Regions from separate parts of the Homo sapiens genome. Here region 1 is linked to region 2. Evidence: chromatin loops called from intact Hi-C (ENCODE). Cell type or tissue: GM12878. All regions are shown on one strand. Links, peaks and the distances in the headings refer to the core of each region. The heading gives the core; the rest is flanking DNA. Region 1 overlaps CHST11 (carbohydrate sulfotransferase 11). Region 2 overlaps CHST11 (carbohydrate sulfotransferase 11).

Region 1 (16,523 bases), core at 732-8,731, 100 kb after region 2:
GAGAGACTGTAACCAAGGGACCTGCCTTCAGGAACTGGGATGTGAAGGGTGTGGAGAATGGATGGGGTGTGAAGGGTGAGCATGTGAAGATGCAGGAGTCCAGTTTTGGAGATATTGCACCAGGAGGCATGTGGGTATCAATGAACTACATGAAAGGATGTCCAAGTTGTTCTTAAGTAGAGCCAAGGTTAGAAACCTTGAATCTGTGGTGACCCGAATCAGCACTGTTTCAGACAGGATGACTTTCTCCCATGCTGACTCCGGGCCAAGTCTATGAGAACCACCATCTGTTCCAAAAAGTAAGCAGAGACTTCAGACGTGAAGCCACTAAAAGACAGAAGAAGTGGGGACATTTTTAAGACATTAAAGTCTTAAGTGGGGGGATGCACAGACTCTGGAGTGAGTTGGGACCGAGTTGAAATCTGCAACCTTGGGTAAGTGGAATGAGTTCTCTGAGCTGCTGTCTTTGTCCAGGTAACATGTACCTTATGAGGCCGTTGTGAGAATTTGAGGCAATGTGTGTGAAGCTCCGGGCACACACTAGGTCCTCCATAATTGTCAGCTCTTATTACAACAACTCCTACCTTGCTCAAAGGACCAAAATCTTGTCTCATCGATCTAAGCAAGCAGAACCACGTTGGAGTTCTGTGAGCCTTTCCTCTGTGGGAAAAGCCAAAATGACACTGAGGGTGGGGAAAGGGAAGGGAGGCAGTGGCCACATGGTCTAGGAAAGTGGTGAGCCCACTTGCCTAAAAAATAAAGCCATGTGGATGTAAAGGATGTGCCTAAACTTAAAAGAAGTAAACACCAGCTGCCCATTTGACATGGCCTCCTTTCATTTTTGCGGGGGGGGGCTCCCTGTTTGATGTGGCTCTGGGGCCCAGCAGCCCCAGGTGGCAGAGCAGCCTCCACTGGCTCGTAAATACCCAGGGTTACCCCAGATGACACACCGTCTTCAGCAAAGAGAAGGGATGGGGGAAGGCGAAAGGAAGGCAGAAGGTAGTGAGGAATAGGAAAAAAAAAAAGAGCCATACATTCTTTATATCAGCAACAATCTATCCAAAAATAAAATCAAGAAAACAATCCTGGGGAGGCTGAGGTGGGTGGATCGCTTGAGGTCAGGAGTTTGAAACCAGCCTGGCCAACATGGTGAAACCCTGTCTCTACTAAAAAATATATATATATACAATAAAATTAGCCAGGCATTGTGGCGGGTTCCTGTAATCCCAGCTACTCGGGAGGCTGAGGCAGGAGAATTGCTTGAACATGGGAGGTGGAGGCTGCAGTGAGCCAAGATCATACCATTGCACTCCAGCCTGGGCAACAAGAACAAAACTCCAAAAAAAAAAAATGCAAGAGAAAGGAAGGAAAAGAGGGACGGAGGGAGGGAGAGAGGAAGGAAGGAAGGAAGGAAGGAAAGAAGGAAGGAAACAGTCCTATTTACAATAACATCAAAAAGATATTCTTTTTTCAAGTCATAGACGAGTAAATACTCTGTTCACTTGGATGAGACATTTAGGTATCAGAAACCCCAAAGCCCTCTCCAAAAATGCCTTCCCTTTCTTAGCCAATCTTTGCCATATCTGATATCGTTGCCCCCCATCGACGCGTGAGAGAATCCATGACCGCTCCCTACAGAAGGAAGCCACCAGCTGGAACAGTGGGCTCAGGTGACTGCACCCAGGTTTGGTTTTTGAAACCATTTCTTTCAGTGGCTTAAAAAGCTGGGCCAAATTCTAAAAATTGTAAAGTATGACAGTAGATTACTTTTTTTAAGTGATAACTTATTCCAGCGCACCCAACTGGGAAGGCCAATACGAGGAAGCAACATTAAACGGGACCTGAAGGAAAAGCACGCCAAGCACAGGGAACGGCAAGTGCAAAATTCGTGACGTGGCAAGAGTGTGGTGCTCATAAGGCACTGAAAGAAGGCAGAGTGGCGCAAGTCCAGCTGGGCAGGGGAACAAGGAAGTGGGACCAGGCAGGCCTCAGTGAGGCGGGACCTTGAAGTCAGGCTAAGGATTTGGGTTTCTCTTCTGGGTGCAATGAGAAGTCATGAAAGGCTGTACCTTTGCAGTGTTACAGCAGAGCAGAAAGGCAGCTCTCTTCCCATTTCATAGCTGGAAAGTACGGCACAGAGAGGTTAAGTGACCTCTGCTGAGTCACATCCCGGCACAGGGGTGAAGCTAAGAAGCCACATCCCCTGACTCCAACTGGAAAGAATCCCTACTGGGTCAAGGCAAGAAATGTGTTCCTTCAGACTGCAGTATTTTCCCAGGACTGCTATAACAAAGTGCCACAAACTTGGTGGCTTAATACAATAGAAATGTATTCCTTCATGGTTCTGGAGACCACAAGTCCAAAATCAAGATGTTGGCAGGCCCATCCATGCCCTCTCTGAGGCCTCTAGAGAAGGATCCTTTCTTGTTTCTTCCAGCTTCTGGTGGCTCCTGGCATTCCTTGGCTCATGGCAGCATCAATCCAGTCTCTGCCTCCATTATCACACGGTCTTATGTGTGTTTCTGTGTCTCTTCTCCTCTTATAATAAGGACGCTAGTCATATTGGATTAAGGGCACACTGTCCTCTAATATGACTTCATCTTTTTTTTTTTTTTTTTTTTGAGATGGAATCTTGCTCTGTAGCCCAGGCTGGGGTGCAGTGGCACGATCTCAGCTCACTGCAACCTCCGCCTCCCAGGTTTAAGCAATTCTCCTGCCTCAGCCTCCTGAGTAGCTGGGATTACAGGCACCCGCCACCATGCCCAGCTAATTTTTTGTATTTTTTAGTAGAGACGGGGTTTCACCATCTTGGCCAGGCTGGTCTCAAACTCCTGACCTCGTGATCCACCCACCTCAGCCTCCCAAAGTGCTGGGATTACAGGTGGGAGCCACTGCACCTGGTTGACTTCATCTTAACTAACTATATTTGCAATGCCCCTATTTCCAAGTCAAGTCACATTCTGAGGTTCCAGGAAGAACATGAATTTGGAGGGGGGGGCGGGGACACTATCAACTCAGTGCACTGACTAAGCAGATGTTTATGAAAGATAGGCCTGAATTCAACAGGGGCTCAGAGCACTGACCAACTAAAGTATAGAACCTTTTGCAGCAGAACTCCTGGTTGACCCCCAATATCCATTCTCTGTCTTCCTTTAGAATAAAGAAAACACAAGTTTAGCACATGACCACACGGAATGAAGACTACCTTTCCCAGCCTCCCCCACAGACATAAATGGCTGGAGCTAAGTGAGATTTAAGCAAAAGTGATGGATCCAAGGGGAATGCCCTCCGCTGGACCTCTCTCCCTCTTCCCACTGGCAGGAAGGCAGACATGGTGGTGAGCCATCTTCAACAAGTGGCATGCATACATGAGAAAAATATGTCCTGTGGCTTCTTCAAGCCATAGGAACACATTTGTCTTCTAGCAACAGGAGGTAAACAGAATCAAAAGTTCATGCGGCCATTTTCAGTCCAAATAGGTTTTCCTAGTGGCAAAAAACTTCCTAGCATACTACCTACTACCTAAGAGTGCAAGACTTTTTAAAATCTAATTATATATTTTTTACCTCTTGCCTCTCTTGGTTGTTATTCATCAGAAAAACAAGATCTGATGCCTGTCTTGGATAAGAGCATCTCCAGTTTTCTTTCTCTCACTCCCAACCTTACTCTCAAACTGGGCATGTGATCCCGGCCACACCAATGAGATTTGCTCACTCAACAGATTTTTACTGAACACTTGCTGTAGGACAGGCACCGTTCTAGGAGCTGGGGATGACAGTAAACAAAATATAAAAATCCCTGCCCTTAAGAACTTTACATTCCAGAACTTTTGTGGAAACTGCTGGAAAAAAGAAGTACTCTCTCTTTCTACTGGGACTGCTGAAAGGCTAGGATGGAGGCTGGAACCGCAGGCAGCCATCTTGCCACCATGAGGAGACAGACACAGCATGAACAATCACATGCTAGGGTGCTTGGTCTCTGCCACACTGAGTTTGGCTCAGTTCCCTGAGCCAAAAAAAAGGGGGGGCCCTTTTTTTTTGCTTAAACCAATTTGAGTTGGGTTGGGAAAGGAAGGAGTTGCATCCAATTTCTACCAATACGTTAAGAGTCCCTCAGAAAGATATCTGAGGCAAGTTTGGAAATGCCAAGTAAAGACAGGTGACTCTTTTGAAAACGGCTTTTCCTTGGACATGCCTTGGACATGCACTGTTTAAAGGCTCCTTCCATGTTGTCATTTCCAGTTTTAAAAACCTCCTTTTCAATAACCCCCTAGAATGAAGGCACCAGTTCACTGCCTCTCCCACTATGTGTTAAGAACCAAACCATGTCATCTCATCCCCCAAATGACCAGAGACTAGATGGTTCCAGTCACCTCCTGAAGCTCTTGAAATTGCCTGCCACTGCTGCTGATGGCCACAGGGAACACCACCTTTATTTCCCAAAAGGCTAAATCCCACCGGTTTTCCTCAAGGTAGTGACTGGGCCCCAACATTTCTGATAATTGCTTTCCTTCCCAGGCAAGCACCTCCATGCTCTGGGGCCCCGTGAATACTCAGCTGTTAACAGGAACAGCCTGAACTAGACTTACAGATAACCGAAGCTAACTGACCACATCCTACTTAACAGGAAACCTAATAGACAGCTATTTTAGACTTATTCTCACTTCCCCTCATCCGCTTCCATCTCGGCACTCTGCTGCTGGGAAGTCAGGGTGTACATAAAAGAGACTATGGGGAAGGGGTCAGTGGAGACTCCAGAATTCAGATATAAAAAGGCTTAGGGACGTGGACCTGGTGGAAGAGAGGTGCTGGCACTGCATTCACGTGGCAAACATCACATTTTTACTTACAGTGTATTTTGGGGTCTCTGGTATGGGCTAGTGGAAATCATTTTTTTAATGTTTAAGAAAAGAAAATAATAAAATTAAAATATACCCAGGCCTTCCTTCTGGAGATATAAGTAACAGAAATACTACACAGGAAGCTCCATCTGCCGTGTGTGTTTGTGTGTGTGTGTGTAACGATCAGCAATGTCTTTCACTTTTGCAAGAAGAAAGATACAGTTTGAGTTATGGGTTTGCTTTGGTTTTTCTCTCCCTGTCTCCCACCCCCACTTCCTGTTAGGGGGGTTGCTTCCCAAACTTGAGAGCCCCATCAACACACAGCTCCCTGGAGAGGCTTCATTCTCAGGGTGCTGCCAGCCATCACCCTTCTTAGAGTCATAGGAGACATGTGAAGAGCTCTTAGACCTTCTCACTAAATGAACTTCCTCATAACTGAATTCCTTTCTCCAATCAGTTGAGGACAATTGAGTGCACAATGCCTCCTAGAGCTATCATTGTGTCTTTCCAACTGCAGAGCAATTGTTCATTTTCCTTTCAGCTCAAGGATCGTTCCTTGTCTTAGTCCATTTGGACTGCTATATCAAAATATCCTGCACTAGGTGGCTTGTAAACTACAGAAATTTATTGCTCAAACAGTTCTGGAGGCTGGAAAGTCCAAGATCGAGGCACTGGCAGATTTGGTGTCTGGAAAGGTCCCACTTCCTGGTTCTCACTGTGTCCTCCCATGGCACAAGAGGTGAGGGTCTCTCTGGGGTCTCTTTTATAAGGGCACTAATCCCATTCATGAGGGCTCCCTCATGACCTAATCACGTCCCAAAGACCACCACCTTCTAAGAGCCTCATATTGGGGATTAGGTTTCAACACATGAATTAGGGAGAGACGCAGCATTCAGACAATAGGGTTTCTCCATATGTTTTTCCTCCTAAATCACAAAAAGAAATTTTTCTCGCAGATGCCAGCCCACGCTTTGCAGAGAGAAGTTCTTATTAGAGCACTTTGAGTCAGATGAGCCAGGGCATCCGAGCTCCACCAACTACTAGCTGGGTTACTTTAAGTTAATTACAAAACTTCTCTGAGTCCCACCTAAAAATGAGGATGAGGCCAGTTCTCCTCGCCAGGCTGTGGAGAAGACTAAATGATTTAACACCTGTAATGGGTACCTAGTGAGTAGCAGTGAAAATGTATCTTTTCATTGAATTTGAATCCTAAGGATGATCTATTATAGGACTCTTGGACAGGCACTGAGGGTATGGAGGTGGCTTTACAGCAAGCTACTTGTCCATTCATGAATCCCCCTATCCCTGGAAGCCCATTAATAAGATACTTTGTGACATCTGAAGAAAGTTCTGTTCTCTTCCCAGATCAAGTGAAACCTCTCCTTACCTTCCTTGGCTCATTCATTCAGACATGCAAGCATGTATGCAACAAACATTTATTTTATTACAAGTCTGTCATACGCCAGGGACTGGGGACACAGTTTGTGGCCTCCAGAAGCCTATAATCTAGTATGGACCAAAAACTCAATGCAAGCATGAATGTTGAGATAGAGGAAGGCTCCATCAGGAATCTGGATGACAGCTTAATCAAAGGAGCTGGGATATAGTAAGATGGACATATTCACACACTGCTGGTTGGAGCATCAATAGATACAATCTTCTAGAAAATAATTTGGTTACACTTATCAAGAGCCTTCAAAGGTTTATAACCTCTGAATTGCCCCTCTGAAATTTTATCTGAAAGGGACATTAAGAAACTCAGACAAAAGTTTAGTTTACAAAAAAAACGGCATTTTTTTAAAAGGGAAAATCTTTCTCAAAAATATTCAACAAAGGAGAATGGCAAAATGAAAATACATCCATCTGATGGAATATTACAGTGTTGTCAGAGAAAACTGAATGACATGAGAAAATGCCCATGATTCGGTGCTACATGGAAAAAGCAAAATACACTGTAAGCCTGACGATTTCATCTTTGTAAATATATATACACACATATATTACATATCTTACATATATGTGTATATATTATATGTGTGTATAACATATGTATATATTATTCACATATGTGTATATACTACATGTGTACATATTACATATATTACATATATGTGTAACATATGCTATTACATATAACATATATGTAATATTGTTTTTGCATGTGTTTATTATAATTTTTATAATTATAATTCTATTTATTTATATATTTATTATAATATATAATATATTATATTATATATTATTATTTATATTTATATATAATTATAATTTATACATATATAACTACATATATGTAATTATATATTACAAGTATTACATATATGTATATATTATAATATATTTATTTATAAATGTATACATTTATAATAATATATGAGGGATAACTTTTTAAAATATATCTTTGTAAATATATATAATATAAGGGACCCGCTTCTAAAAAAAAGTCATATATATATATATGGGACCTACTTTCAAAAAAATTCATCCCTAATCCCTGCCACCCAGGAAAAATCTCTTGACCTTCTGGTCTATTTTTCCATGGATATATACATATAAATACATATATATATGCATATATATGGCAGGGATTGGGGTAACTTTTTTTGGAAGTAAGTTCCTTTTTTCAAAATTCTCTATAATACACTTGAATTAATTTCATAATCAGAAATATATATATATATATATATATATATATATATAATGCTGCTTTACTCTGAGGCATCATAGGGCAGGGGAGGGAGATGATGGTGAAGGAGCCAGTGGGGCCACCAACCTTGCCCCTTGATAAATTTTATGCCAAGAACGTGAGCTCTATTAAGATAGGGATCATTGTCTGTTTTGTCCCCTGCTGTTTCCCTAGCACAGGAACAGTCCTGGCACAAACAGTAGCCATTCAACAAATGCTTGTTAAATAACTGAACAAATGACCAGAGCCCAGCTCAAATGTTCCTTCCTCTGTCAAGTTCCCTGACCTCCCCTAAACTAATTACTCTTTTTTTTTTCCTAGCCACCCACAGCCATTATTATAAAGCATTACAGCTAACAATTATGGGTCTGTCACCACTTGCTAAATTGCAAGTTATTTGTAGGCAGGAACTAAGTCTTATTTAGATTTGTCTCTTTGCTCAGATAAATATTTGGTCAATAAATGTTTGAGTGCTGGATGGAGGGGTGGAGAGATGTCAGACAGTTCATACTGCATGAACAGTAATTATTCATTTTAATTATGATTTAACCCTCATGTAAATGTGTATTGATTTTGAGAACTGCTAATAGCATCAGATCTGAGTTGGGAAGAGACCTTAGAAATAGTCTAAATAGTCTAAGTAGTCAACTGCAAAATTGTTGGTTTTAGCCCTGAAATACTTAATTCTAACAAAATTTTACTCAGAACCCAAAAATATGAAACAGATAAGCAAGGAGCCACTCTGATGGGGGTGGGGTTTACTGGGACCCCCTACCGCCGTCCAAGGACCTTCCCCCATGCTTCGGCTTAGAGGAGTAGTTTGAAAACTGCCAACATCTACATTGTTAGTAACACATGTGGGGTCCCCAAAGGGGGCAGAAGAACTGGGACAAGAACCCAAGATCCCTGATGCCCCACCCAATGCCCACCCAATGCCCTTTCTACTTTGTTGGAGTTTTATAACAGATCGAACACTCAGCAATGACCTCTGTGTTCCTAATCCATTCCTTGTTTATTTCCCATGAAAATAAAAAAGGAATGTTGCTGTGACTTTCCAATGACAACATCCTGCACATCCCTCAAATCTCATTTGCAGGAAGGCACTTACTATCAGCCCTGGATTTATTTTTAAAAATCTCATTTTGCTTTTACAGGCACAGGAAACAAAGTCAGCATAAGCCTTGAAAGAATTCTCTGCAGAGTCCCAAGAAAGAGCCCTGAGCTGCTCCCCTCCTGAATGCAATGGATTATCCTAAAGTGAGCAAGGCCACTATTCCGAGTTAATATTTTTAAGCACATAATTGTCGTTCGGATGATGGCTCACACTCTCCCAAAGAAAGCTGTTTTATTACAATTAACTAAAAGATTGCCTGTTCAGTTTCTGATCTCAAACCTGCACTTCCATTTTTGAATAGCAAAATTATACAGAAAACCCTATATATAATGAAACCTTCGCTCTTAAAGGATTTCACTAATTCTTCCAATTGCAAAATAATCCCCATTCCAATACCTTTGCATAGGCTTCCAATAATAAGTACTACCTCAATTAGACCTTCCAATCTCTAATCCCTAAATCTTTATAAGTTTGCAAGTGTAAATCCAGAAACCCTTTTAGCTTGCCTGTCCACATGCCCCCTTTAAAACACGCTGCATATCTGTGATTACATTATATTAGTTTCTTTTTCAATTAAGCCTTTGGAAGAGTTCTCCCTGTCGTGGTTGTAGTGGTCGCGGTGGTGGTGGTGGTGGTGGTGGTGATGATGGTGATGTTTTAACGGAAAATAAAGGGGATCAAAGGTGGTGAGATGCCCCTATGAGAAAACCAGCTCTCAATTATTCATCGACAGGCGTCAAGTGCTACAGTCTAGCAGAGAAAATACAGGCAGCCCTCAGCTTTGTACCAAGCACAATGGCCCCCAGAAGTGACTGTGAAAGCCACAGAGAGATGCCTTTTTACATTGTGTATGAGCTCTACAATAGCCCCATGCCCTCTCCCACAGCCCAGGAAGGGGAGCCTAAAAAAAGAGGCAGTCTTTTGATTTAAAGAGGACACAGGGCGGCATCTTTCAGGGGTACAATGCACTCAGACCCCACACACAGTGAACTTGGGTCTCGCTTCCAGGAGGAAGCAGCAGACTTTGTTCTCCATCCTTCACTGCTCATCTCTAGGGCAGCCCAACAGCTGCAGCCTGACCCGGATACACCCATGAGCTCCCACTGAAGCAAGAAACTCTCTTCCCTGCGACTATTTACACACTTTCCCTTTCTCCTGCCACTGCTTCCAGAGCCCTCTGAGGGTGAAGCTAGGGCACCATTAGCAACTGAGAGACTGAAATTTAACCTCCATGGCCTATAATTTTGGCCCGAGCAATGCAAAACAGAGGAGTTTCAAATCCCACTACAGAGTGCCTTTAAGCTCTTTCTTACTTTGCACTTTAGTCGTTCATGAATAATCTTACCTCCCATTAAATGATGATAATAGAAACGATTTCCAAATGGCCCCGAGTTCATTTTGAGAAAGTGAGTTTGAAACTACTGCCTTTCTAATGAAACAAGAGAGTTTAAATTCAGCTTAAATTTCATCATCTGAAAAACAGGAGACACTAAACCTTCTGTGGCTCCCTGGTACCAAGAATAAAACTCAAACTTTAGAGCATTCAGAGCCATCCAGGTTCACCTCTCCACCCCTGGGCTCCCGTATTCCCAGACATCACTCTCCTCACTGCCCCACTCCCTGCTCTGGCAGGCGTCCTCACCTGGAATGTCTTTCCTCTCCCTTCCCAGATTCCGCCAGCAAATTTCTACTCATCCTTCAGAGCCCGGTGCCAACCTCAACTTTCCCTGGAAGGTTTCCTTCCACCACCACCACCACAACCACCACCATCACCACCACCACCAAAATCAATCACCCTCCTCTCCCTTTCCTTCACAGTTTGTCTCTCTTTGTAACAGCAATCGCATCTGGCCCCATAAGACAGTGAAGTATGTGTGTTTACATCCACCCTAATAGAATGAATGTTCCTTGGGCCAGACTTTGCAGCTAAACGTTGGTATTAGAACCATTTGAAACAAAATTTAAGCAATTCCCTAAATCCTTCTGAGTCTCCATTGCCTCATCTGTAGAATGGAGCTAGTAACAGTTGCTCTTGCTACATGGCAGACTGTGTCAAGATCTCAATAGCACAATCAAGCTTCAGATAGCGACTGATTAACTAGAAGACTCTGAAGATACCTTAGAGGCCTGAAATGACTTTAGAGGGGTGTGTGTGTGTGTGTGTGTGTATAAAACTTTGCAGCCAATATCTTGTATTTAACATGTTGAGCCTTAAGATAATCAATATTATTCCCAAAGGGTATAGCTAAAACCCAGGAAAGACAACATCCCCTTAAGAAAATGGAAGGGGCGGGCGCAATGGCTCACGCCTGTACTCCCAGTACTTCAGGAGGCTGAGGCAAGATCCCTTGAGCCCAGGCATTTGAGACCAGCCTGGGCAACATAACTAGACCCTGTCTCTACAAAAAAAAAAAAAAGAAAAAAAAAATCAAAAATTAGCTAAGTGTGATGGTGCACACCTGTAGTCCCAGCTACTTGGGAGGCTGAGGAGAATTCCTTGAGCCCAGGAGGTCAAAGTTGCAGTGAACTATGATCATGCCACTGCATTCCAGCCTGGGTGACAGAGCAAGATTCTGTCACCATAAATTTTTTTTTTAAATTAGGGTGAGGGGAGACCAAAAAAAGCCCTAGTTCAATGTAGAAAAGGTTCTCTAACACTTTAGAGCTACACTATACATTACAGTAGCCCTAGTCACGTATGGCTAGTAAGCATTTGAAATGCAGCTAGCCTGAATTTAGATGTCCTGTAAAAATACACATTGGATTTCTGGAGACTTAGTACCAAAAATATGTAAAATATTGCAGTGAGTTTTAATATTGAGTACCTGTTGCAATATTTCAGGTATTAATCTCACCTGTTTCTTTTCACTTTTTTCAATGTAAAAATGGCTACCGGAAGATTTAGTTCTGTGTGCAGCAGCAGTGTATTTCCACTGGACAGTGTTGCTCTACAGAAGTCTTGTCTCAGACCCTCCCGTTGCAAACCAAATTAGCAGATCCCTTTCTGGGACACATTTAATTACCTTTGTGGTTACAGTGATGCAATTCCTACAACTTTGACAGTTGTTCACTTTTTGGCTGTTCACATTTAGCCATGGTATAAAAGGGGTTGTTCTTGGCTCTCTTAAGTGACAGCTCACCATAGAATCAAAATGAAAATCAAATCAGCATTGAAAATTCCATACCCGCTATCCCAAAAAGGGGGATTTTCTTCTTAGTGACCAATTACCATCAGTGTATTCCTTCTTTTAGCAAATAGTTACTGAGTGACCATTATGTACCAGGCTCTATTGGAGATGTTGGGATATTGTGCTAAACAAGACATGGCCCCTTCCCTGAAGGAGTCAATGTATCAGAATGAGTAATATTAGAGATGTACACACACAAAGTACCACAGGGATGACAGGAAGGACATCTATCCCCTCATTCTGACCAAGAGGGGATGGATGGTAACACAAGAGGTAATACATGAACTAGACTTCGACCCAAGGTCACATCCAAGTTGAAGAAAGACATGAGCGTCATCTAAACACAGATGATACCCCAGGCCCCAAGAGAGGATGAGCTCACCAGGGATAGCGTGTAGGGTAAGAAGAGAAGGGGCTATCATTGAATGTCCCACTTACAGAGTTTACAGCTGAGCTTAAGGCCTTTATGAAATAATTACTTCTTGACCTAATTATCTGAAACCAAGAACATGGAGATGGGCATACTAGTGAGGTGAAGAGTACAGTGTTTGCTGTCAGTTAGACCTGAGCCAGGATCCTGTTCCAGCTTTCCGATTAGGCAGGCTCCTTCACCTCTCTAAGCCTCAGTTTCCTCACCTGTATAATGGGATTGGTAAATGTGCATCTCACAAGGTTGTGGTGGGGATTAAATAGGATGGATAATCCAAATACAGCAGCTGACATACTGTTTGATACAGAGCAAGTATTTGGTAAGTGGTCATTGTTGTTACTGGTTTTTTTCATAAAGCATCAGAAAAATGTTGAATCAAATAAGGGTTTGATATGGTTTGACTGTGTCCCCATCCAAATCTCACCTTGAATTGCAATAATCCCCATGTGTCAAGGGCAGGACCAAGTGGAGTTAGTTGGATCATGGGGGTGGTTTCCCCCATGCTGTTCTCATGATAGTGAGTGAGTCTCATGAGATCTGATGGCTTTATCAGTGTCTGGTATTTCCCCTGCTTGCACACATTCTCTCTCCTGCTGCCCTGTGAAGAGGTGCCTTCTGCCATGATTTTAAGTTTCCTGAGGCCTCCCCAGCCATGCAGAACTGTGAGTCAATTAAACCTCTTTCCTTTATAAATTACCCAGTCTGAGGTATTTCTTCACAGCAGCATAAGAACAGACTAATACAGGGTTTCCCGACTATTGATATTTTGAGCTGGCCTATTCTTTGTTGTGGGGAAGTCTATCCTATCCATTGTAGGATGTTTAACAGCATCCCTGGCCTCCACTCACTAAATGCCAGTAGCACACCTTCCCCAGTTAATGACAACCCAAAATGTCTCCAGACATTGCCACCTGTCCCCTATGGGGGAAGAAGGAGGTCCCAAACCAGTTGCAAACAAATAGTCTAAATCAATGATTAGGTGGAATGGAAAGAGGTCTGGGTGCTTAAAAAGATAGAAACTTTTTCAACTTGTAAAGAAATGTGAGCCCTGACAAATATGCTCCCCTTCCTCTATGATAACTCTGCAGCCTAACAGGGACTATTTCAAATGTGAGCCTGGCCTCAGGTTGAAGAATGCCGGGCCTAGCCCAGATCAGGGTTATGGAGTCTTTGAACTAAATTTCAGCACCTGGTCTGGTGAAGAAGGGAGGAAATGGGTCTGTGCCCCAGCTACAAATGCCAGCCACAGAGCAAGCTCCATGACACCTGCAGTTAAGCAGTGGGAAGGACTGACCCCTATACAGGAAGAGCCCTTAAAGTCCTCCTCAGCACAGAACAAGCCCAATGTGGAGACATAGGGCCAATTGATGCTGTCCTGTGCAATGAGCCATGCTAACCCACCCAACAACTGCTCACATACAGGCTGCCATGCTACCACTGTTATTTTTCTGAAATGACTGCTTTTCATCCTCCTCGGAGTTCAGCTTCAGAAATGGCATTGACCAGTGCCTGTTATTTCCCAAGTGTCACTAGTTAAAGCTAATGGGAACCTGAGGAGTAATTAAGTGCATAATTGGGAGGAAATGCTGCGGTCACTGCATTCAGCAAAAAAACACAAGGCTGATTTCTGACCAAATATAAACTCTGCTTTGCAAATTGCTACACAGTTTTGGCCTTGGCAGCGGGTATGCCTGTTAGTACGGCAGACAGAGGGTGAGCACATACAGAGAGAAGATATTCACAGGAGCCTCACACTTATAGAAGTCAGATCCTTTCAGTAAATCTTACAGTGTAGGACGCACATGTTAAAAGGATAAAAACTTGCTCAGGTTTCAAACAGAATTAAATAGAACAGCATCTTGTTGACATGGAGATTCACATCCTTGAACGAGGAACCACACAGGTAATTTATCATAACAACAACATGTTTATACTGCTTTTACATTCATTTTTTCTTTTCTTAAAATTTAATTTTATTTAATTTTAAGTTCCAGGATACATGTGCAGGACATGCAGTTTTGTTACATAGGTTTACATCCATTCCCAATGCATTTTCACATCTAACTTCTCATTTAATCTTTACCACCGCCACCCATAAAAGAGGTAACATTACTACCTTCACTTGGCAAATGAGGGGACCAAATCTCTTGTCTGCGACTTTCACTCAGTCACTCATTCAATCAATTATTAAGCCCCTACACTTGCCAGGCACTTGCCCAAGTCATGGGATGCAGCCAAGTACTACGCCAGATGCTGTTTACACATAGAGTTTTGAGCTGTTTCTCAAGGAGGGGCATTGGTGGCATTTGGGCAGAATGATTCTTTGATGGGCAGAAAGGTCCCACCCTTCGCAGAATGTCTATCACTAAACTGCAATCATTCTCGCCAATCTTTAGGGTGGATGGGAAGAGTAATGCCCAAATGAGAGCCCTCCCAGATGTTCAGAGCAGCGGATATGAAGTCATACAGCCGGGTTTGGTTTTTATTCCATCCATTCCTCTCCTGGGGACCTTAGACAAGTGATAATGCTCTATGCTTCAGTTTCCCCCCTTGTAAAATGGTGGTAATTATAGCGTATACATTATACGAGTCCCATGGGGGAGTAATCTATATTCAATGCCTGACCCAAGTTGGCCTTCGGTAAATAATATCCAATAAATATCTTTACTATTTCATTGGTTCATCTCCCATCTACCCTCATCTCCTTCAATCTTTAAAGCGACCTTTGCAGAGAGAACTTCCCTGACAATCCTATTTAAAATTTCAATCCCCCCACCACTGCCACTTCACATCCCCCTTCCTTGCTTCCCCGCCTCCCGTAGCATTTGTCACCTTCCAACATACTCTATAATTTAATATCCATTTGTTATTGTGTCTCCCCCACTATGATGTATGTTCCATGAGGACATGGATTTTCACCTGTTTGATTCTACACCTAGAACAGAGCTTAACTCTTAGTAAGCATTTAACAAAAATATCTTGAATGATGTCAAATGGATATAGGGAACAGCCAAATCCTAAAAGCTGGTGTCCAGACTCCAAATTCTGTGCTCTTTTCACTATAATGAGTGACCTTATGCAATGATATTAAAGGTAAAATATGACAACCGTTAAGAAATGTTAAGTGTCCTGTTACAACACTACCTTAGAGGGGCCTCTGTGGTTTCCCTCTTCTGAGATTCTTCGAAGTTAACAGTTTCTAACAGAAACCCAGCCACCAGCTTCTTTCACTTGAGTTGCCTTTGTGAGTTTCTTCTCCCAAGGCATTTAAGATAACGATTCAAGCCAGAGAATGATAAGGACTGAAACACTTCCATTACCAGGTTTCTTTGTCTCTATCCATATCTACATGAGACAGAACCCAAGTCCTGGTGATGCTGGAAATATCAGCCCTCCCCATACAGCTTATCTAAAGCCAAACTAAGCCTCCACCACCGCTAGAACTGGCACCAGGTTAACACTGTACTTTTACCCAGAGTTGACAATGGCAGGTTTGACAATAACCAATGACATTCAAGGCAGGTCTAGTCCTGGAGTTCCAAAATCCTAGTGGACACTGTGCCACAAAAGGGGTCCGGGAAGGAAACATCAGACTTCCCATTTTTTGTTCATCTAGACACCAGACCTTCCATTTTCAGTTAACCTAAAAAAATTTTAACTATATCAAGAATACAAATGGCCACAAACAACTCCATCTAACCTGTCATATCAAATTACATGTCAGTTATGAAACTCAGGCAGGTATCCTCAACCACAAAATGAACTGGAGTGACCACCTCAATAATTCCACCATTCTCAGCATATTTCAATGAATAACCATTTACAACTGAATCATAAGTAAATTTACAGATTATATTATCTACTTTTAACTATCCTATTCCTCACAAAATAGAACTGAGGCCTAAAGAGATCCCAGCCAAGAAACCACAACTTGAAGATAATTGTCACAATCCAGGCACACAAGAAAATGGCATTCCTCCCTCTTGAGTACTAGCTCTCCATTGTATCTTTGTGGACAACATTACAAGGTCAAAAGGATGAAAGAATCAGAATTGATAAAGAGTCAGCCAACGGAATTATCCAACAGATAACGACATAGGGGTTTGCAGTCACTAGTCAGAAAGGATCCTATCCTAGATATGTAGATAATGGTAGTAATATGCAGAAATTATTTATAAACAAAATATATTGAGGGATGGCTGCTCAAATATGTTTTACCAATAGGGTGTGGTGAGTATTGTGATTATTTGCTCATCGTTCATTCT
Region 2 (16,523 bases), core at 5,425-13,424:
TAGTCACAACTCATTAAATCCATTTTACAACACACCCGTGGGTCATGGTGCATGCTTTGAAAACGTCTGACTCAGATATCTGGAAAGAGTCAAGTCAAGGCCAGAAGTCCCACAGGTGTGCTTTCCAGCCCTGCTGTGGGACCTCTGGCCTTGACTTGACTCTTCCTTTAAGTTCAATTTGAGGGTGCTTATGAATGGAATATGTTAAACATTGATAAAGAGAACTCATGGCTTCCACAGCTAAAATTTCCCTCCCACAATGTTCACCATCACAGTGGATGCCACCATCATGCCCCTAGCTGTGACCAAACAGTGAGGAATTTTCTTAAATTCCCTTTTCTGTCTGCTATGCCCCACCCATCAGCATGTCTCTGTCCTCACCGCCCTGGTACAAGCCATCATCGCCTTCCCCTTGGGCTATGACAAAAACCTCTTAACTGGTATCCCTGCTGCCACCCTGGCCTCCCTACTCTATTCTCTACCAGCGGCCAGAATAATCTTCTAGAAACGTAAATCAGATCATAACAGCCTTCCTGCTCCAAAGACCTGCCACCATCTTAGAACAAAATCCAAAGTCTTTCCACGGCCCAGAGGCCCCCCATGATATAGCCCCGCCTGCCTCTGCCCCTCCTCCACCATACTGGTCATCTTGCTCTTTCTCCAAAAAACCAAGCATGAGCCTCAGGGCCTTTGCACTCACTGCTCTGTCAGCCTGGAGTCCCTCTCCCAACACCAACAACTGTTCTCTTCTTTACTCTGCCCTCTGACCGCATCATCAGGTCCCCAGAGAGAGCTTCCCTGGACACACTGTCTCCCATGGCCTCACTTCCTCTCTCTCCTGTTCCTCCCATTCTTTGCTATATTCTTTTTTTTTTTTAAGACAGGGTCTCGTTCTCTCACCCAGGCTGGAGTAAAGTGGTGCGATATTGGCTCACTGCAACCCCCACCTCCCATGTTCGAGCAATTCTTGTGCCTCAGCCTCCCAAGTAGCTGGGATTACAGGCGTGTGCCACCATGTCCAGCTAATTTTTGGCATTTTTAAGTACACAGGGTTTCACCATGTTGGCCAGGCTGGTCTTGAACTCCTGGCTTCAAGTGATCTGCCCGCCTCAGTCTCCCAAAGTGCTGGGATTACAGGCATGAGCCACTGCGCCCCGCCTGCCATATGCTTCTTCAAGGCATTGATTCTCTCCTGTCTTTTTATCTTAAATGCTTTATTGGCTGTTGTCTGTTGCCACCACGAGACCCTAAGTTTCATGAGCAAAAGGACTTGGACTGTCTTGTCTATCACAATATCCTCGGTTCCTAAAAGGGGCCTAAATTCAGGGCTGAATGAATAAATGAATGAATGGAAGTGCCTTTCCCAAAAGACAGGAAACTAAACCGTTTTGAAATACAGTCACCCCAGTCCAAGGTCTTCTAAACTTTCCTGATAAGAGTCATCCGAGGTACTTATTTAAAAAACATATATTCCCAGCCCTTCTGAATCAGATTCTCCTACAAAGGGGCCTGGGAAGCTTCAAGCTTGATGAGCACCCCAGGGGATTTGTATCTTGGAAGAGTCTGGGGATGCTGGATCAGCTAGACATGAGGAACAGGTGCGCACATAGACAGCGCACGTGCAGGCCATCTGGAGAAGAGGAGGGGGAGAAACTGTGCCAGATGGGGCCAACGAGGCCAGGGGCCTGGGTGTAGGTACTTACAAGGGTCATGCGGCACCTAATAGCCAAGGGACGGGCCAGCTAGGGTGAGGCATCTTCATTTATTTATTTATTTATTTATTTAATTTTGAGACAGAGTCTCGCTTTGTTGCCCAGGCTGGAGTGCAGTGGCGCCATCTTGGCTCACTGCAGCCTCCTCCTCCCGGATTCAAGCAATTCTCCTGCCTCAGCCTCCCGAGTAGCTGGGATTACAGGCATGTGCCACCACGCCCAGCTAATTTTTGTATTTTCGTAGAGACGGGGTTTCACCATGTTGACCACGCTGGTCTTGAACTCCTGACCTCAGGTGATCCGCCTGCCTCAGCCTCCCAAAGTGCTGGGAACTTTAAGTCATCCCAGAAAAGGATTTGAGGCCAAACCGAAAAAGCATTCATTTGATTCTGTAGTCAAACCAGAACCCTTGAATAAGTTCTTCAAGGCAAGAAATAATACAACTGCAGTTTTGCTTTTTTGTTATTGTGATAAAATACACATAACATAAAATTTACCATTTTGACCACTTTCAGGTGTCCAGGTCAGTGGCATTAAGTACATTCACATTCTTGTGCAACTATCACCAACTATACATCACTTTGTACTTATTAAATAACAACTCCCCATTCCCGTCTCTCTTGTCCCTGGTAACCCCCATTCTATTTCCTGTCTCTATGAATTTGAATTTTTTTTTTTTTTTTTTTGAGACAAGATCTTGCTGTGTCACTCAGGCTGGAGTGCAGTGGTACAATCTTGGCTCACTGCAACCTCTGCCTTCCAGTCTCAAGCAATCCTCCCACCTCAACCTTCAGAGTAGCTGGGACTACAGACACAGGCCACCATCATTGACTAATTTTTGAATTTTTTTTATAGAGATGGGTTTCGCCATGTTGCCCAGGCTTGCCTTGAATTCCTGGACTCAAGCAATCCACCCACCTCGGCCTCCCAAAGTGCTGGAATTACAGATGTGAGCCACCAAACCCAGCTGAATTAGAATATTCTAAGTACTTCATACAAGTAGGATCATACAGTGTCTGTCCTTTTGTGTCTGGCTTTTTTCACTTAGCGTAATGTTTTCTAAGTCCATCCATGCTGTAGGATGTATGAGAATTTCGTTATTCTGACATATTATTATTCTGAATAATATCCCATCATACATACCACTATTCATTCATCCACTGATGGGCATTAGGGTTGCTTCCACCTTCTGGCCACCGTGACTCATGCTGCTATGAACACGGGTGTTCAGGTATCTATGCAACTCCTGGCTGCGGTTTTGCTTTTTAAGCTGTTTTGCTGGGACGTGGAGCAACACCCTGAGGCGGAGCCCAGAGGCTGCTGGTGAGCAGGTTGGCTGGTGGCCTCCAAGTTGGTGCTGTAAGGATGGCAGGTGGGCAATGGAGCATGGCTGTCATGTACAGAACTTTAGAACAGTGACCTTAGGTCAAACATCACCGGGATGGACTTCAGTCAGCTCTCACTTAACTAAGTCTTAAAGCTGTTTGTGAGCCCGAGGCAGGCAAGGAAGGAATCAAGACATAAGGAAGCCACCTGGGTGGGTCTGGTCTTTGGCGGCAAGACATTGGAATGAGCCAGTCTGTGACTCAAGTCTGGGTCATAGGCTGCAGGAACCCACTCAGAGCAGAGCTCAGTTCTGAAGAAAGCAGCTTCAGCCTTCTGAGGCTGTAACCCGAAAAGTGGCTTGAGAAGGTGACCCCAATATTGTTTGAGATGCCAAAATTGTTTTCTTAAAAACCTAGGATGATTGCAAATGAAGTGCAAAAAATGTCCAGAACTGGTAAGTACATAGACACAGAAAGTAGACCAGCAATTGCCTAAGGCCAGGGGTGGGGATGGCAAGTGACAATAAATAGACACAGAGTTTCTTTCTAGGGTGATGGAAATGTTCTAAAATTAGACTGCGGGGATGCTGTACGGCTCTATAAATATGCTAAAATTCATTGAATTCTACACTTAAAGTGGGTGAATTTTACATGTAAATAGTATTTCAATAAAACTGTTTTTAAAATAAGTATAGAGATGTTTAAGAATCAACCCATAATATTAATATTTTCAAGATTTTGGCCTCTTTGAATAGATCTACATTGCAATACAATATGAAAGACTTAATTGAACAATTTATTTGATTTGAAATTTTAAGCTGAAATCTAAGTTTATATATAATACTAGAGCATTTTAAAAAACCTAATCTCCTCCAGCCCGGGTGACAGAGTGAGACTCCATCTCAAAAAAAAAAAACAAAAAACAAAAAACAAACTTAATCTCTAACGAATTGAAGAGTCTGAAACAATAAATAAATAAATAAATAAATAAATAAATAAATAAATCTTAAGATTCACCATATTTCTAAGTTTGAGGCATTAGATTTCTATTATGTAAATACTTGAGCCGGGCAGGATGGTGAACACATGTAATCCCAGCACTTTGGAAGGCTAAGGCGGGTGGATTGCTTGAGCCCAGGTGTTCGAGACCTGCCTGGGCAACAGGACAAAACCCCATCTCTACAAAAAATACAAACACCACCAAGGTGTGGTGGTGCACGCCTGTAGTCCCAGCCACTGGGGAGGCTGAAGTGGGAGGACAGCTTGAGCCCAGGAGGTTGAGGCTGCAGTGAGCCATGATCCTGCCACTGCACTCTAGTCTGGGCAACCGCTTGAGACCCTATCTCAAAATAAATAAACAAATGAATAAATAAATGCTTGTTCATTAATTGGGCAAATGAAGTATTCAAAAATAACTGTAAATAGATGACATTTTAGATGCAATTTAAATTGTTATCAGAAGATTAAGTGTGTTAAAGGACCAAATATTAATTAAAGGCCACCCTAAATGTATCTGTTGAAGGCTTATGAATAGAAGAGTAAGATTCGAAATTTAAAGGTAGCTTCCTAGATTTGTGAGTTTAATTTTATTAGAAGCCTTTTCTGTATACCACTGTCATCACAGTGACATGAAAAAGACCTCACATTAACAGAGAAGATAACTGATAGGAATTGGCATCTTCAGGCTGGCCTAAGGGGCGGAGGGTGTGAGTGTCTGGGGTAAAGGAGAACCAGCCCCTACCCCAAACCTCAGCATAAATTGTCCCTGAAAACCCCCACAGTAGTAGAAGAACTTTATTGCTGAGAAACTTAAGACGCTGTGGAAAAAACGCAGTTCAAGGAATTGATATTGGCAGTTAACCTGGGGAAGTCCTCATAAATTACATTTTATGTTCACTTAAATAAAACAAGAGAGACAGCACTGCAACACAGATCATATTAATTACATTTTACACACTTCAAATGAGTAATTATAAGCCTTATACGTTTACTTTGCATTTATCCTTCCTTGCCTGCTGAAGAATGTTCCCCTCTCCCTGCAGTTTCCCTGGAATGCTTATACATTTATTTTGCAGTGAGGCAGAAAACATGCCGAAGTGCTTTCTTCCCTGCCTGGCGCTCCAAGTCTGATTTTACAACCTGGACACGCTGATGTCTGCCTCTGGGGTTCCCCCATGGCTTCAGAGACAGAGTAACGTAGCTGCTGGAGAAAGGAAATAGTCCAGGTAACCTTTATTTAAGCTACTCAAGCATGGCGGGGCATTAACTCCAAACCTGCCTCCTCCCCTTGAGTCCAGAAAGCTGTTTAGTTCTGCCCAGGATAATCTCACACTCACACAGTCTTCACACAGTCTGACTGTGCCCAGCAACCCCACCTCACTCAGGCAGGCATCTCGCCCAGGGCTCCAGTCCCTCCCGGCCACACAACCTTTTAAAAGCCCAAGGGATTTTCGCCCATTCTTTGTCCATCTCAAGAGCACCTGGGCAAACCCTGAGCCTACCCAGGCTTCTGCTTTCTTTCCCTTTTCTCCACTCTTGTCCTAGAAGGCAGGAACAGGTCCTGGCTATGACCATGGTACAGTGGACTGCACAGTGTCCCTCCAAAATTCATATCCACTAGGGACCTGCAACCATGGATTGCAGTGTACAATCCACTGTGACGTGCTATGACCGTGATATAGTGGATTGCACAGTGTCCCTTCCAAATACATATCCACTGGGAACCTCAGAAGGTGACCTCCGGAAATAGAGTCTTTGCAGATATAATGAGTTAAATTAAGTGAGGTCAGACTAGTGTCCTTATGAGAAGAGGAGGGGACCCACAGAGACACACACAGGGAAGAGGGCCATGGAAGACAGAGGCAGAGATTCAAGTGATGCAGCTACAGGCCAGGACATGCCTAGGATTGCTGGGAGCCACCAGAAGCCAGGAAGAGGCAAGGAGGGATTCTTCCCTAGGGCCTTCAGAGGGAACACGGCCCTGCTGACACCTTGATTTTGGACCTCTGGTCTCCCTTTAGAACCATGGGAGAACAAATTTCTGTGGTTTAAAGCCACCCAGTGTGTGGGAATTTGTCATGGCAGCCCTAGCAAACTGATACACATGGGTTCCCATCTTGTGTGTCCTTGACAATATACTCAATCTCTTGGCCTCAGTTATCTCACCTATAAAATGGGGAGAACAATTTGCCTACCTAGTAGAGTTGTTGTGGGGACTGAATAAGTTCATCCATGTCACGTGTTTCGAGCAGGGCCTGGCCCAAGGTAAGTGCTCAATAAGCCATAATTAGTTCCCATTTCTAATTGTCCACTCCCTTGTCTTTCTAATTATTTGAGAGTATCTCAAAACCCTCTTCTATTCCAACCCAAATCTCACTGTTTTAAAACATACACATTAATCAGTGGACACACAATTATTTCACAAATCAGAGAGGAGCTGTTGCACAGTTAACAGACAGAAGGCGTTGATGATGTATGCTGGAGGCCTAAGCGCTTTGGCATTGCTGAAGGTGAGTACGAGGCAAGTGCAGGAGGCTGAAGTGCGGCTGTTGAACAAGTACTGTGAGCATCTTTTCTCCAGAAGCAAAGATAGCTGGAAAGACGATCTCTCCCCCAAGGAAAGGCATGCCTGCAGTAACAGAGCTGGGGCTTCCCAGGCAGCATCCATGGACCAAAACCCCTATTTCATTTCCATATTTTTAAGAGTTAAAGAGGGGATTAGCTTTTTAATTGTTCATTCGCATTATTTTCTTCTGACATTTTTCTGGCACAAGATGCCAACAGAGAGAACACTGATTTTAAAAATCTCCCCACGTGCACTGCATTACTGGAGCCATGATGATGTTTACACCCTTCAAATCCAGCAATTTCCCTCTTGGGAAATTACACCGAGGGATTAATTCAACAGAAACTAAAAGATGGACGCGCAAAGATGTTTGCTATAGAATTTCCCTTCTAGTGGCCAAAAATTGGAAACACTCTAGGATATGAACTATCATTTATGAAATTATTCCTATAATCTTGGACCAATCAAAAAATGCTACTGTTATTAAAATAACATGAAGACATGAAAATGGAGTTTAAATTAACCACTTAAACCGCTGCTTTAAGTTAAAGCAACAGAATTCAAAATATTATGTGGGTCGGGACCTTGGTTGTGTAAACACACATACACATATAAAAGACAGCATATGAAAGTGAAAACAGGCAGGGCATGGTGGCTCACGCCTGTAATCCCAGCACTTTGGGAGGCTGAGGAAGGGGGATCAGCTGAGGTCAGGAGTTCAAGACCAGTCTGGCTAACGTGGTAAAACCCCATCTCTACTAAAAATACAAAAATTAGCCAGGCATGGTGGCATATACCCGTAGTCCCAGCTACTGGGGAGGCTGAGGCATAAGAAGCGCTTGAACCCGGGAGGCAGAGGTTGCAGTGAGCGTAGATTCTACCACTGCACTCCACCCTGGGTGACAGAGTAAGACGCTGTGAAAAAAAAAAAAAAAGAAGAAAGAGAAAGAAAACAACTTTGTTAAAATAGAGTACTTTTTACACTTTCTTTCACATTGTATAGTATTCTTCCCACTAAAAATGATGACTCAACATAATGCCAGATCCAAATCAACTCTAAGTGTTAGAGATGCTACTGAAAATCAGGCAAGTTCTAAACAAAGAGTTGGAATTTCCCCAACAAAAACCAAACAATTATCTATCTGCAGCCACTGATGTGAATATTTTTACTCAAGGGATCTTTGGACGGGGTGCGGTGGCTCACGCCTGTAATCCCAGCACTTTGGGAGGCCGAGGAGGGCGGATCACTTGAGGTCGGGAGTTTGGGACCAGCCCGGTTAACATGGTGAAACCCCATCTCTACTAAAAATACAAAAATTAGCTGGGTGTGGTGGCAGGTGCCTGTAATCCCAGCTACTCAGAAGGCTGAGGCAGGAGACTTGCTTGAACCCAGGAGGCAGAGGTTGCAGTGAGCTGAGATCTCGCCACTACACTCCAGCCTGGGCGACAGAGTGAGACTCCATCCTCAAAAAAAAGAGAGAGATCTTTGAAAACTGAGAGCACAAGGCATTTGTTTAATTTCTGCATATTTTAGGAATATAGGATGCTTAAGTATAACTTAAGTTGCTGCCATCAAGAAGTGCTGAAGGGGTAAGGGAGATAAAAGCAGGTGTCAGAATCGATCTGAAAATGAATAGGGGAGGCCCCAGACAGGGGCAGAGGGTGCACACGTGAGCTTTGGGGGAGGCTAGGCTGTGTGTCAAGTGTGGTTGTTGAAATATGGTCAGAGGGAAAAGGCCATTGGAGCTGCATCTGATGAAACACGCCCACGGTCCCCCAATCTCCCTCACTCCCTGCTTCCCTTCTTGTGAATCCAAGATGCAAAGCTGAGCCCCATTCCATAGACCCTCCAAAGATATGGAATGGGATCAGAATGATCCCAAGGAGGGGAAAAAGAATCAAAGCCACTGTAGTGGTTTCTCCCCAGGGAAATCCAGGGAAACACTCACAATTTTAAGGAGGGTTTCATCTTAAAGTAAAGATAAAAAAGTGTTATGACAAAATGGAGAGACAAGGTCCCATCTTTATCCAGAAAGTAAGAAAACCATGTACAAGATTTCTGTTGCCTTGATAAGCAGGAAGGCATGGCCCCAGTATACAACACATATGTATGTGGCCGCACTTAGATATTAAAATTCCCTCCAAGTTGGCCAGGCAGGTCTATTTGTGCAGGCAAATTAAAAAGCTGTAAGACAATAAGGTGTCTGCAAATGGTTACAGCTACAAGAGGATATGAAGCTATTTGCATGTCTGTCTCTAGGGGAAGCAGCCAGATGTGTTAGAAACAGTTCCAGTTCAGAGCTTGCGGCCACCTGTGAGCTGGGTGACTTGGGGAGAAGGAAAACAGGTACAAGCAGAAGACATTTGGAGTTCCGGCTCTATACAATGCTGAATGCCAGGCAGGCACTTCAGTGGAAGTCATTTTATATAACCCTCCCTTCCTCACTACCATCCCGAGATGTATTATTTCTATCATACAGATGAGGAAACAAGTGCAGAGAGGTTCTTGCCAACGGTACACAGTTAATAAATGACAGATCCTCTAGGATGATACAGCAGGGAAATGTTTATTATCTCTGAGTGTTCCCAACAGTGATTGGCCCCATGAGAAGGGCGTGCAGAGGGGACGTGAAATGCACAGAAAGAACTTAAACTCCAGTTGCATCCCTTAGTAAAGATAATAACATGAAAACAGGGGCCTGGGGTTTAAGTAACTCAGTAAAGGTGATGGGGCAGGGGCAACATATCTGTCTGACACATCTGGTCAAAATGCTGACATCAAAGTCTTCAAGCACAAACACACGCACACACACATGACTACCCCAACGCTGATTTCATTGCTCAGGAGCAGAGCACTGTAGCCAAGGGTAGGCTCTAAGGGTGTTAGAATTCCTGCCTCAAATCCTGGCCCCTCCACTGGCCAGCAGAGTGATCTTCTGCAAGCTTCTTAACCCCCTGCATCTCAGTTTGCTCACCAATAAGATGGAAATAATGAGAGAACCTGCCTGATAAAGTTATTAAGAGGAGGACATGAGCGGAAAGCACTGAGTGCATTGGCTGCCACAACTCTCAGGCGCACATTTCCATATTTCAATTTCTCGCAAATAAGGATGCATCCTACAACCATAGTCTTCTTAGACTGGATGAAATAAGGATAGAATGATGATGCTGACGATAATGACGTAGTGCATCCCTTACTTCCTTTCCACCTCCCTCCGTCCCATCCCCATCCCCATCTCAAAGCCCAAACTCCTGGATGGAGTGTTTGTTCTCAACTTCTCTTCCTTTTTCTTTTAGTTTGCTACAAGTTGAATGCTTTGTTTTCCAAGCCAAGACAAATCTCCTCAAATTCAAATGGCAAAGTGCCACAGCATCAAAATGCCCTGTGCCTTCTGAGGCTTGCTAAGATGCAGGGAGGCAGCTCCAGGGTAACAGGCCCTTTGAGACCACCTGTGCCCGAGCCACTCCTCACACAGCCAAGGTCACTGCCCTGGATGTCATGAACAGCTGGGGAAGTCTCTGTCAGGTTAGACAGAGGTAGTGGGTCTTCAGCAGTACCCAGAAAGACCCTCCCCACCCTCCTGCCCACCAAATAACTGCCTCAGCCCTCACTGAGGCCAGAAATCCCAGGCAGTGTTCCTTTAAATCAACGGTTTCCAGTCACTCGACAATGTTTGGCCACTACATCAAATCATAACCAGCTTTCTCAAAGTCTGAAAAACTACAAGAAGTTGTGGTTCAAATAAATAAATAGGGATAAATTTTCCTCAATTATCAAGCTTTCTCCCATAAAACTTTGTTAAACAGTTGACACAGCTGTGCTTGAATCATAAACACAGATATACATATATAAACATAGATAGTACTAATATCTCAACAAATATTAGTATGTCATGAAGACTTCCAGATATCTGCCACCTGGCCAAGCTTGAGGTTGTTCCCCCAGCAGAAGCTAATGCAAGTCAACACCCTGAAGCTAATGAAGGCCAACACCCTTGGGATCAGAGTCCAAAGTCCTCAAGGATAAGGATGCAAGAAGCATCCATTTATCAGAGGTTCTACTCAGAAAAGGCTGATGGGAGAAGTAGCTCCTGCATGTCCAAGGTCAGGAGTTCAGGGACAGAAATCAGGACAGAACAGGAGGGCCAGAAAAACACCAGAAAAGGCAGAAAAGGCACTCAGATTTTTGCCTTTCACTTTGTCCTGATCTCAATAAACATCAATATTCAAGGCTTCACTTGCTTTTCACGATGAGTGTATTGGAACTGAAAGTTCTGAGACAATTATAAGAAATATGAAAACCCAGGCTAGGTGCAGTGGCTCATGCTTTTAATCCCAGCACTTTGGGAAGCCAAGGCAGGAGGATTGCTTGAGGCCAGGAGTTCAAGACCAGCCTGGACTTGAAACCCCGTCTCTACAAAAAAAGAAAACAAGAAATATGAAAATTCCCCTTCCTTCCAACTGAAGTATGGAGCCTCAGAAGACTGAGCACCCATTTCTTGACAAAATCCTCCTGGCCCAGCTATATCCTAGAAGTAAATTACAACAAGTAGAGAGAAAAAATTGGGCTCCCAAACTTCCAGGAAGCTTTGCATGGGGCACAATCCTAGCTGTTATAGAGGTTGAAAGTTAAGTTACATATTTTTCTACCATTCTCTGATTGTGTCTGACATACTGAATATTCATTTATTTTGCCTTTAATTTATCCATAATCGACATGTCTACCATGCATGAGGGCTTAAAGCTCCACTGAAATAAATTACATCCCATGGTATTTAGAAACAGGCAGCCTAACATCTAATCTAATTGACCTAATTAACCCTTTTCTTAAATGCCCATGCTTTACTATATCAGCCAGAGCATACAGTGAACGCTTTTGGCTTTATTGTGGCTGAACAATATTAGAAACTTTAGTCAAATCCAGAACCCAATCTTTAGTTTCAATTTCCTTTCGTACTCCAGCTCAAGCCTGAAATCTTCCTTCTTGTAAACAAAAACCACAAAAGATATTCTATCCCCCATTCCCCAAATGTAGGGGGAAAGTCACAAATGATGTCTGGCTTCAATCCCCTAATGAACTAGCTGAAGGGCCTTGAAAGCAAAAAGACGACGCTTTTATTGAAAGTTCAGGCCTTTTTCTTCAAATGTCCATTAGAATAAAAGGGACTGGTAACTTAGGGATGATCTTATGTGATCATTGTCCACAGTCTTCAATTATAAGCAATGATTCTGTGTGCTCCTTGATGACCAAAGCTGGTGGAGAGTACGGTAATTAACCCAGATGATTCAGAAGCAGCAGAGGATCCAATGCATCACTTCTGGTCATCTTGATACTGCTAGACCTTAGACATTTAGCTTTTATCTCCAATTACATTTTGGCTTAAACAGTTATTCAAATTACCTTCCATCTGTGGGATACAAGCTGGTTGGGTGTAGTGGGTCTACACAATTAGAGCGGGCAACAGATTTAAAGCAGGCAATGTGTGGATGTGCCCTCCCCTGCCGGGCTGCTGAGGAATACACCCCGGGGAGAGGGGCGGCGCATCCACACATTGACAAATGAAAGTTACCCACGTTACCATGTATCATTCTCTTGAAATTACATTTGAGATAAAACAGTAAGATAGTAGCCCATTTCTGACATGGGAATGATAATAACGAATGCCTGTTTCATTGTCTGTTCCGACATGTGCTCCACACTCATCTTCAGTGTCCCTCATTTTAAAGATGAGAAATCCAAGGTCAGGGAGGTTAAGTGATGCCCCCAAGGTCACAAGATCAATCGCTGGCATCTCCACTCTATTGATGCAACAAAAATGGAGGCTGGGCAACATCAAGTGACTTGTCCAGGGACAAGAGCAAAGTGGTGGGGCAAAGACTTCAACCCAGGTAAATTGGACCCAAGTCTAGTCTTATTCCCTCTACACAACAACTGCCTCCCACATGAAGGCTAAAAAGAAAGAGCAGATATTCACTGAGCAACCACATGGTACTAGGAGCCCAGGAATGGAGGAGGGGAAACAGACCCAACCCTCGCCAAGCTTAAAGAGCAAGCAGAGCTTCTGCTCTTCTTCAAGCATCTCTCTCTCATTGCTTAAGGGTAACAAGGAAACAGGGGCATGTAACCAAGCCCTTTGATAAGTACCTGGGCACCTTCTCATGGCTTCTTCTGGTCAAAGACAGCATCAAGTTGCTTTTTGTTGCTACTTTGAGTAGGACCAGGCCCAAAATAGGCCCTCAACAAACATTTTGCATTACGTGAGTTAATTAATCCAGCTTTGAAGCTGAGACAACTGCATGTCACAAGAGCCTAACATTTTCCTAGCTTTTACCTGAGAACATGAGGGGTTTGGCTCTCACATGGCAGTCTATCTCCAATTAACACTGTTGGCTTTTCACAGCCTCCTCAAGAATTCCTATCTCTCTATCTCCAATTAACACTGTTGGCTTTTGCCTCCTCAAGAATTCCTGTCTCAGAGAGCTTGCTGAGCGCTTTCCATGGCTTACATGTGAATCACTTTTCACACTGCAAGGACAGTGACTAAATAGTATCAGACAGGACTTAGGGATTCTGGGACAGAATAAACCACGCCAGAAAGCCGATGACTCAATTCTCCACTTTTCAACTCGTGCTGTCATCCCAGAGAGACAGCCAACGGACCCAGCGCTCTCATCACAATAGAGGCAGGGGGTTCTGAAAATGCAACCAGAAAGATAAAGATCTTAGGAAAGACACTCAAACAGAAAGATCTGCTCAGAGCCAAAGATTGATTCTACCCAAATGCAGGAAAAGAAAAATGGAGAAGTCACCAAATCTATAAATGATTTTCGGAAGAATATTCAATTCAGGAAAACTTATCGTTAGGTGTATTATATTACAAGGCATCTAGTTCAACGGAACTCGGGGTTCAACGACTGGGAAGATCCGAGCAGTGGCAAGTCAATGGGTCTGGAGACCAGGAAGTCAGTGATGGGCTGAGATCCTAACCAGCGATGTGACCTCAGGTCAGAACCACCCCCTGTTGCTGGGTCTTGATATCCTCATCTATAAATAAGGGGGGATTTAGTCTATATAAGATTCCTTCCGGCTGCAAAATTCACTACTTCTGCACCTCCCAGTCCACTCCCTTCTACCGCTGTGAAGTTCACCAAAATTCCACTGGCACCGTGCTCCAGCCCTGAACAGGCTGGCTTTTGTGGACTTCCCTCAGTGCATGGTAACCACAGAAATAAACCCAAATACACCAAAAAATGTAAAGGGGTCGTGAGTGCTGTTGTACTTATGAAGTCAGCAGTGTGAAATGTATAACAAGATTGTCTACAGATCTTTTGTTGACACGTGGTAAGAAAAATCTCCTCTTCAGTATAAAAAGGCCCATTTGTTTGGTTCTCAACCAGATCGGTCTTGAGTCAGCGGCATTTGAAACTGGAGCCCCAGTCATAACTGTGGGCTGCCCTTACCCGACACACACATAGGAGGAAAATTTGGATTTTTCACAGATATCCTCTATTCTGCCATGGGAGCCTAGGAAAGCAGGGGAAGTTGCCCTTGGCATTGACCAGACAATGAACTCATCATCCTGCTTCACCCAGAAATAGAAATGAAGTGTTAAACGTAGCTCACTAGTGTCTGCCTCAGCATTACAGACTGAAGTTAAGTTGCCTAAGAAAGTACAGAGTGGGAATGCTTACTTAATCCATGATAATGTAGCCTACCACCCCGATAATCCCACCACCCCACTGTCATCTGAAAGCACTTATTAAGCACCTAGTGTGTACACAGCCCTTCTTTCCTGGAGTGTTCCAAAAAGAGCTCTCAAGTTTGGGCTGCATGAACACAACGTGAATGTACTTCATGCCACTGAACTGTACACTAAAAATGGTTAAAATGGTAAATTTTATGTTATGTGTATTTTACCATTTTCTTAAATACCAAAAAAAAAAAAAAAAAAAAAAAAAAAATGAAGGGCTGCAGCCCTCAGATACACGAATCATACCGGTGCAAAACAGAAACACTCTGTCAGGCAGATATTTCCAGCACGTCCCCAAAGTGTCTGGGGCTGCTGATAATAACCTTTGCCCTGGCCCTGAGTGACCATGGTCTTTTGTTGAAGCACCCCACCTGGAGCCTTAGACTGAACCCACAGTCATTTCCACCCCTCTGGAGTCTTAGTACCGAGGTCCAGGGATTCTCCAATATGAATGTTCCTGGCACCCTCACCCCTGCAATGCCACCACCCTGAATGTCTTCCTCAGAGCACTGTCCCCACCCGACATGGCCTCATCCCTGTCCCCAGTTCCTCCTCCATCCCTTAATGGCAACATGAATGTTGGAGGAACGTGAATGTCCCTCAGCGCAGCCTGGAGTGGTGTCAATGCAGATTCCTAGGCCCCCAAAATCCAGATCCGGATTCAATAGGCCTATCTCGAGGCCCAGAAATCTGCCCTTTTAAACACATTCCAGGTGATTTTTAAGGATTTGGGAATGATTTAAAGGCCCTGGCTAAATGGAAGTGGGTGGTTGACCAAATGCAGCCTTCTCCTGGGCTTTGGAAATGACCAGAGACTGCAGCCATGGGAGGTGCTCCCAGCTCTTGCTCTCCAGTTCAGAGCTCTTCTCTGAAGAACTTCTCTGAAGAGTCCGTTGCTCTTTTCCAAGTTCTGTGAGGCCCCTGACCAAGTCCTTGAACAAGTAACAGGCTCATATATATGGTTCTGCCACCTTTCCCTTTCTAGTGGACGGTCACCCGGAACCAGAACTCCCAGATTCCAGGCCCAGCCCTCCACCACACATTTTGCATCACTGCACCTCAGTCTTCCCCTCTGCAAAATGGGCCTGCTAATACCTGCCCTGGCTTCCGCTAGGCCCACTGTGTCAGGGATTCCAGCCCCTGTTCTTCCAAGCGTGTGACCTTGGGCTCCTTAGGTTTCACCTCTCTGGGTCTCAGCTTCCACATCTTGAAAGCAGGAATAAACACAGTACTTAGTTCATAGAGTTCCTGGGAGGACACAGTAGGCTAAGGCAAGAAAAGCTCTCCTGCCACTGAGAAGCACAGTGAATACTTAACGTGAACCACCATCACGCCTGTGAGTAAGTTGACATGGATATACTGTACTTGGGAGGGAACAGGCATAAGAGAGAACAGTTCTCACACTTCTATTTTAGAGACCAAAGCTCATGCACACATGCCACCCACCCACCCGAGGGCCATGGTTTGTAATCACAGGGTGGGTGGCATTCGTGCATGAGCTTTGGTTTCTAACAATAGAAGACAAGAATGAATTTTGAAGAAGCTAACCCTTTTATTTACAATGTTGAGTTCCTCTACTCCCCAGGCAGAGACCAAGGAATACCCCGATAAGCAATTTCTGAGCACTGCCGAAGTAGGAAAGGGCAGGACGGGCCCTTCTGACGAAGCAGTGGCCTCCAAACCTGTTGCCTGCAGAACAGCCTCCTTCAGAAGAGGACCACTCTGTGGCTCGGCATCCTTTACCCTGACAGCTGGCTCATGCAGGCCAGGCTGCAACCTGCACTCCACCCAACCCCACAGAACAGCACCTGCTGGCCACTCAGCAGCTCACTCAGAACACACCCAGGAAACTTCCTTCAAACGGACAGATGTTCCTGCTCCCAGGCCTTTCTTTGCCTATCAGTTGTCTAAGTTAAGACCCCCTTCACCCGGATTATCACAGAGGACTCGCAGAGGCCTTCCTGGCACCCTCATCCCTGCAATGCCACTACCTTTCATGTCTTCCTCAGAGCACTGTCCCCACCTGACATGGCCTCATCCCTGTCCCCAGTTCCTCCTGCATCCCTTAATGGCAAGCTCCTGGGGCCTTTTCTGTTCATAGCAAGAACACTGTCTGGCACACAGCAGACACTCAGAAAATACTTGTTTACTGGATTGTGTATCCTGTTTA

Evidence for each region. A loop is a pair of places that touch in the nucleus more often than their neighbours do. Peaks named below come from ENCODE experiments on the same cell type or tissue, not always from the same donor. Only the 100,000 strongest peaks of a DNase experiment are listed, where the experiment ranks them.
Region 1: it touches region 2 in a loop (2.5-fold over the local background); 2 of 110 quality-filtered maps call a loop at or near these places.

Annotation. Positions count from the first base shown.
Region 1 is chr12:104,466,676-104,483,198 of GRCh38, reverse strand. All of the region lies in intron 1 of CHST11 (carbohydrate sulfotransferase 11), which reads right to left. Among named protein-coding and RNA genes, the nearest start is that of CHST11, 18 kb to the right of the region's middle. RefSeq lists enhancers at 1-267, 4,429-4,478, 9,500-9,669, 9,626-9,765. In GM12878, for the core only: no CTCF peak of the experiment used is centred there; a DNase peak (open chromatin) is centred at 4,618; H3K4me3 peaks cover 2,402 bases; H3K27ac peaks cover 3,832 bases.
Region 2 is chr12:104,575,276-104,591,798 of GRCh38, reverse strand. All of the region lies in intron 1 of CHST11 (carbohydrate sulfotransferase 11), which reads right to left. MIR3922 (microRNA 3922) reads right to left here and starts at 166; the gene lies at 83-166. RefSeq lists enhancers at 7,961-8,030, 8,857-8,906, 11,575-11,684. In GM12878, for the core only: no CTCF peak of the experiment used is centred there; DNase peaks (open chromatin) are centred at 8,275, 8,868 and 11,518; H3K4me3 peaks cover 1,774 bases; H3K27ac peaks cover 1,829 bases.